2 separate regions of the Homo sapiens genome follow, and region 1 is linked to region 2. A link is a contact called in ENCODE Hi-C data. All regions are on one chromosome and are shown on one strand. Each heading gives the region's core, a stretch centred on a gene start or an enhancer-like site at or near the end of the contact. The rest is flanking DNA. Distances are from core to core; before and after follow the strand shown. Region 1 overlaps DMXL1-DT (DMXL1 divergent transcript). Region 2 holds the start of TICAM2 (TIR domain containing adaptor molecule 2).

Region 1 (3,249 bases), core at 265-2,764, 3.4 Mb after region 2:
GGGCCTAATGAGAGGTGTTTAGGTCACGAGTTTGTCAAAAGATGCTAGAGAAAATTATCTCTAAATATGTTGAGTCTACTTGGAAATAGAAATAAGGATTATAGGCCGGGTGCCTGTAATCCCAGCACTTTGGGAGGCCGAGGTGGGCGGATCACGAAGTCAGGAGATCGAGACCATCCTGGCTAACACGGTGAAACCCCGTCTCTACTAAAAGTACAAAAAATTAGCCGGGGGTGGTGGCGGGCGCCTGTGGTCACAACTACTTGGGAGGCTGAGGCAGGAGAATGGCGCGAACCCAGGAGGCGGAGCTTGCAGTGAGCCGAGATCAAGCCACTGCACTCCAGCCTGGCAACAGTGCAAGACTCCGTCTCAAAAAAAAAAAAGAAAAAAGAAAAGAAATAAGGATTATAATCTGGAATGCATGACATGGCAAATCACCAGAGCATTCAGTGAAGAAAGGGTAAGGAGAGCCTTTATTAGCAAAAAATATTTACATGAGCTGCTTAGAAATGGCTCATTGGTCATGGAGTTTCTAAGCCAGAGTTGCTGTTAGTTCATTGATAGAAATGCCATTACTGGGCAAATGTTTTTCCAAGAACAGCTCAACTTAATCACTGCAGTCTTAAAGAATGTCTTGTGATAAATCTTTTGCGTTTTTTTGTTTGTTTGTTTGTTTTTTTGAGATGGAGTCTCACTCTGTCGCCCAGGCTGGATACAGTAGCGCTGTAGTGAGCTCACTGCAACCTTCACCTCCTGGGTTCGAGTAATTCTCTTGCCTCAGCCTCCTGAGTAGCTAGGATTACAGGCACATGCCACCACACCTGGCTAATTTTTGTATTTTTAGTAGAGATGAGGTTTCACCACATTGACCAGGCTGGTCTCAAACTCCTGACCTCAAGTGATCAGCCCGCCTCAGCCTCCCAAAGTGCTGGGATTATAAGCGTGAGCCACCGTGCCCGGCCATCTTGTGATAAATCTTATCAAAGGGTGTATGAAAGAAGTGAAAGGATTTTTAGAAAGTTCTTGGAACAGTTCTTATCTCAGATATGTAAGTATGAGCCTCCTCTCCTTCAGGACTTGCTGTCCCTATTTTGCCCTGTGGAGACACAGAGCTAAACCATATCATTCCACCCATGGCCTCTCCCAAATCTCATGTCATTCTCACATTTCAACACACAATCATGCCTTCCCAAAAGTCCCCAAAAGAAAAAAAATAAAGAAAATCATTGCCAGTCCCTTGAGCAGATGATATAACTCATACCAATACTTGTATAGAAGAAGCATATTCTGAGTATTCAAAATTGAATCAGACTCAGAGGTAAAAAGATATAGCCTCAAAAAATGTGGCATACCTAAAATATCCGTGAATCTTCTTACTCATTTAAATAAACTAAATTTGAATTTCAAATTCACTGACTTTTCCTATTACTATGATGTGAGACAGGAAGCGTCCTTCAAGATTTATACTTTTTAAAAAATAAATGACTACACTATTTTTCAACAGGACGAATGCTACAGGAAATGAGCATACAAAATAAGAAACAGAAAGTGGAGGCGGTTAGCAATGGCTTTAATTTGGCTCCTTACTTTCACACAAAAACACCTGCAGAGAGCTTCAAATGCTATGCATGTGCTGATGATTCTCAAATTTACAACTTCTGAAAAAGTCTTTTTTCTGACACCCCCACATCCTCCTGTTCATTCTTCAGATCTCAGCCTAAAAAAGGTCAATTCCCAGAGAATCCCTTTCCTGAGATCCAAGACTAGGTCAGTTTTAAGACAGGGGTTTTCAATCCTTTTGACCTTGATCTACCATAAGAAATATATTTCATATCATGATCTGGTGCACACATATGCAAATATGCATTCTTAAACAAATGATTATCTCTATCTGCCAGTCACTATTATAAACCACTAGGGATACAAAGTGAATAAAACGTATAAAAACTTTGCTTTAATGGAGTTTACATTCTAGTAATTCTGTTTCTGCCTTTGCCTTCCTTAAAACTATTCTCAATCCTGCAGCCAAAGTGATCCTATTAAAACATAAATCAGACGTCACTCTTTTCCTCAATGCCATCCAATGGCTTCCCATCTCACTCAGAGTCAAAACCAAGGCCCTGCCTACTACAAATCACGTAGCCTTACATGATCTGCCCCACTGACCATGACTCACCCTCTTTCCTCGTCACCTGCTAGTCCTCCCATTCACTCCCCTTCAGTCATATTGGCCTTGCTTCTCTTCAGACGGGCCAGCCACACTCAGGGCCTTTGCACTGACTATTCCTTCTGCCTGGAATGTTCCTCCTCCAAGTATCCATATGGCTAACTCCCTCAATTCTTTGAGATCTTTAACCACAAGGCGCTTTCCCAAATAAGTCTTCTCTGGCTACCCTTTTTAAAATTTTAACCCCCACCCTTCACATTTTATATACTCCCCTTCCTTGCCTTTTTTCAGCTTCTTGTCATCTTATAACATATTCTATATTTTACTAATTTATCTTGTTTATTTTCTATCTTTCCTCTTGAAAGCATACTCTATAAGCCCCTGGATTTATATATTCATTCACTGACAACGTAAGCAGAAATAAAAGTTTCACAAAAGAATACTTATCCTTATTATCTGTGATTTACTAGGATGTTTTATTATTTAGTTTGTTAAAAATACTGGTCTTAAGCCACTAGATAGATTTCATGACCCACTCATAGATCATGATCCACAGTTTACACTGTCTTAATGTAAGCTTTCATTGTATCTGACAAATTGTTTCATAGCACATCACAACTGTGTGTGTGTGTGTGTGTGTGTGTGTGTGTTTATTCCCTACCCTACTGTGGGTCCTATGCAGAGCTGAGAAGTCAGGGCTGCCTTACTCACCGCTACGTTTCCAGCACAGAGCATAGTACCATAACAAGTCCAAGTCATGTGCACACAGAAGTTAAAAGGGAGCAGAAACTATAAGCAGAAGTTAGCCACCAGGAAGACAATGAACAGAAACACAGAGGGAAATAGAAACTGACCCATGAAAGAGAGAGATAGAGCTGTAGTTCCAGTTCGCAGTCCATAAGTTTCTTTACCCCCCATTATTTTAGACTGAGTTTTTGTTTTTTGGAACTTATACTATATTAATAGCATATGAATTAAACATCTTGATCAATCAGAGCAAACAATCCAAAAACTTCTGTAAAATAAATATCAATAGTTTCTAAATTTTAGGAAAGTGATATTGGGTAAATGGAAGGATTAAT
Region 2 (3,576 bases), core at 99-2,598:
ATAACCATCCTACTACTTCAAAATATTAAAATGTAAGGATTGATGGGCTGATAGGTGCAGCAAACCACCATGGCACACGTTTATCTATGTAACAAACCTGCAAGTCCTGCACATGTATCCCAGAACATAAAATTAAATTAAACAATAAAAAAATAGAAATACAGATTCTGGAAATCAAGCTTACCAAATTAAACCTTCAGAGGTGGGGGGATGCATTTTAAACAAAAGTCCCAAATGCGTCTTACCATCAGGCTTGTTTGAAAAACACTAATCTAAGGAATACTAAACACTTGGAGAAGGACAAGTTCTTCTCCTGTGTAGACGTGCAATGTGGGTTCAGGGGATGACACTTCAACTCTATATAATGGTGTATTTTTACCTCCAGATCATATAGCCTTTCCCACCCTTGCTTTTCAAAATTAAAAGGATAAATTAAAAAATAATAATAAATATGAGAATATTTTAAAATACTTTCTTTAAGAAGTTTACTACCGTGGAAAGCTGGAGAGGTCCTAATACACTGAAAACTAGCTCACAGCTGCCAGTCAAATTATTTTTATCCAAATTAGCTTTGCACAAAAAGCCAAGTAGGAAAACCCATGCCAAAACCTCCAGCACTGGCTCTGTGTGCCTGGCAGGGGCTCATGCAGAGCCTTTAGAGCATTTAAGACTCTGGGCTATTTGCTTATGGTTCTGAGGTGTCTTTTCGAAAATGGGTTTTCTAGTCAAAATGAAACAAAAAGGCAGACAGCTGTGTGGATTTTCCCTTCAGAGTAAGCCAAGTGACGGAAAGGCCTGCCCGCCCCGCTGGGGACAACAGCGCCAGCACCCGCGCCGTCGGGTCGGGTAGGCTGGGGAGGTAGCGCAGGCGGCCTGGCCCCCAGACCACCCCGCGCCCCTGGCGGCCTGGCCCCAGCCCACCCCGCGCCCCCGGCGGCGGCCCCCGCCCTAGCGCCCGGTACTTGCCTGCAGGCGAGCGCCACCACAGTCAGCCCGCGGCTTTTCTGTCTTCCTTTCTGGCCCAGCGAGAGCGCCCAGGGGGTGGGCGTCTTGCCCCGGGCGTCGAGAGTTTGGGGCCGTCCCGTACGCGGCGCGCCGCAACCCAGTCCCCGCGACCACAGCAGCCTGCTCCCCACCGCGCTTGCAGAGCCCGGACGCGCGTGAGTCGGGGGCCCGCAGAGGCCTCACCCTTGGAGGTCGCCGCTTGTCAGGCCTGACTGCTGTTGGCGCCCACCCCGCCGCCCCCGAGGGGCCGCTCGAGGCCGGACTGCTGCTTTGCCGTGGCAGGCCCCACCCGGGACGTGGCGCTGCGGGCCGGGGCGGTCCAGCTGTGAGTCAGGGGTTAATGTGGCGGGATAACTCTCTGCAGAGGGAAGGAGCTCGCAAAGAAGGGTGGAGGAGGGGAAACCGCAATGGGGAACTGTCACCGAGGCTAGTGGACTCTCCCTGCGCTTTTTTTTTTTTTTTTTTTTTTGGCATGTACCCCAAAAGCCAGAGGTCGAGGCCCAGAAAAATCTGGAAAGGAATTCCACCGTGTTTGCTCCTTACAGACCAGACAAACCGTAGATCTTTCAGAGGTACAGCGACTCTCCTGGTTCCCTAAGATAGTCTCGACTTTTCCTTTCCCTTTGCGGCCCTCTCACTTGACTACTGCAGCCAACCATACCCCTGATTAGGGGGTGCAGCACATCAGCCTCTGCCCCCAAAAACTACCCTGCGAAAGATCCTTTTTCTCAGGTTCGTTCTCCACAACCGAACAGATTGGAACTCCACTGAATAAGAGAGAACAAAAAAGCAATTAGTTAAATGAAGCGTAAAGAAGCCTTATAAAGCCCCATTGCTGCCTCAGGCACCCAATCTAGTCATAACCTAAGAGGTCCAGTTCAGAAATCTCCCCTCCCCTTTTAATTCTCAGGCAATCCCTACTCCCTGCCAAAGGAGAACCCAGTTACTGAACATCGGATGAGACCATGGATAGTAAATTGGGAGTGAAGGTCCATACCTGGGTCTCAGAAGCACAGTACAGGTAAAGCTAAGAGTTATTTCCTCCTTCTCTTTCCCCATCCAACAACAGGATGCCTTACTGAAGGTAGGCACTTCAGGTAGTAATTACTTAGTGAAATGCCGCCAATGTAGTCAGAAATACCGTATTATGTACCGTGTCAACACAATTCATTATTCACGGAGTTGATTCTCCAACCACTGCACCTCCCAACAATTCTACCTGAACTCTTTGGGTAAGCAGTGGCCTCCTAAATCCAACTGATACTTTTGTTGCCCTCATTTTTCCTGGGAGTCTCTTTGGCGATTGACAAAGTCGACCATTGTTTCCCAACACTCTGTTTCCTTGATGTTGACAACCCCACTTTGCCTTTATGCTCATCCTGCTTGTTAAAATTCTTTCAGGCCTGTTGGGAGGCCGAGGCGGGTGAATCACGAGGTCAGGAGATCGAGACCATCCTGGCTAACACGGTGAAACCCCGTCTCTACTAAAAAATACAAAAAATTAGCCGGGAGTGGTGGCAGCTGCCTGTAGTCCCAGCTACTTGGGAGGGTGAGGCAGGAGAATGGCTTGAACCCGGGAGGCGGAGCTTGCAGTGAGCCGAGATCGCGCCACTGCACTCCAGCCTGGGCCACAGAGTGAGACTCCGTCTCAAAAAAAAAAAAAAAAAAAAAAAATTCTTCTTTCAGTTTCCTCTGCCTGTTCCTCTTTCTCTGGCAACCCTTCAAAATCAGAGCTTTTCACATTTTCCCACTGAAATACCACCAATGACAGATTCCATAAACACGTACTTCCCTATTCATCACTTAGGTTGCATACATAAAAGAGCCTGAAGTCACTAGTGTCATGGGCAAATTTACTTGAACTGTTCCATCTTCTTGTAAATTGCTCCAAATTTTGCATTGTTCTTCATAATACAGTCACATGTACTAAAAAAAATCTTAAATTGGTTACAAGTTTAATTGCTTAACATTTTCTCTCCAAATGTTCAAGAAAATGCATCAATCACTTACGCCACATATGTTTAGAATATATTCTATGTGCTAGACATTAGGGATATTGTGCGAACAGGAGACACAGTCCTAGTTCTCATGGAGATTTTATAGTCTAATCTGGGAGACAGACAGATATGTAAAGAAGTGAGACAATTTCAGATCCGTGCATTGCTAATGGGGACAGCGAATCTTCCTAGTGGGCAATTTCTAGCTACATACCTGGTTATTCACATTCAAGAAAGGAGGGGACGACATGACAAACTGATAAATATACTGACTTACAGGCAGTGTCTAATGGATTGTCCAGCTTTTAGGTTCTTGGAAAGAACAAAATGGAAAATTTGTAAAAGATCTGTCCGTGAGACTTACAGATAACCCTCTTGGAGTGGTGAGGGCATGTGAAGATATTCATATCCCCCATAAGTGCCTAACAGGATGCATCAGGTGGAGAAGATTTTCAATAATAAGCGGAACAAGATGAATTGTCTGGTAGATGTCAGTCTTTTTCTCCAGCCAACCCAGGGCTTGGTTAATGGGCCCATGTACCAAGTGGCTATCAAAGCAGTGACAGAGGTTCAA

What was found. Hi-C counts contacts between places; a loop is a spot of excess contacts on that map. Pooled maps may share reads with other maps.
Region 1: a pooled map shows a loop between it and region 2 (2.7-fold over the local background). The contact joins the enhancer-like site here to the promoter of TICAM2 in region 2. A Hi-C loop is called at or near these places in 2 of 50 pooled maps.

What each region holds. Positions count from the first base shown.
Region 1 is chr5:119,029,942-119,033,190 of GRCh38, forward strand. The region is part of intron 1 of DMXL1-DT (DMXL1 divergent transcript); the gene reads right to left. Among named protein-coding and RNA genes, the nearest start is that of DMXL1-DT, 39 kb to the right of the region's middle. RefSeq lists an enhancer at 1,901-1,950. Within about 2 kb of position 1,515, at least 5 of the 41 ENCODE cell types and tissues checked have a DNase peak (open chromatin) inside an H3K27ac peak, as active enhancers do.
Region 2 is chr5:115,601,131-115,604,706 of GRCh38, forward strand. It overlaps TICAM2 (TIR domain containing adaptor molecule 2), which reads right to left and starts at 1,349. Exons shown (of 2, transcript NM_021649.7): 1 at 967-1,349. The region is part of intron 3 of TMED7-TICAM2 (TMED7-TICAM2 readthrough); the gene reads right to left. It overlaps TICAM2-AS1 (TICAM2 antisense RNA 1), which reads left to right and starts at 1,025. Exons shown (of 3, transcript NR_109875.1): 1 at 1,025-1,330; 2 at 1,916-2,026. RefSeq lists enhancers at 671-750, 699-1,221 and a silencer at 841-1,340.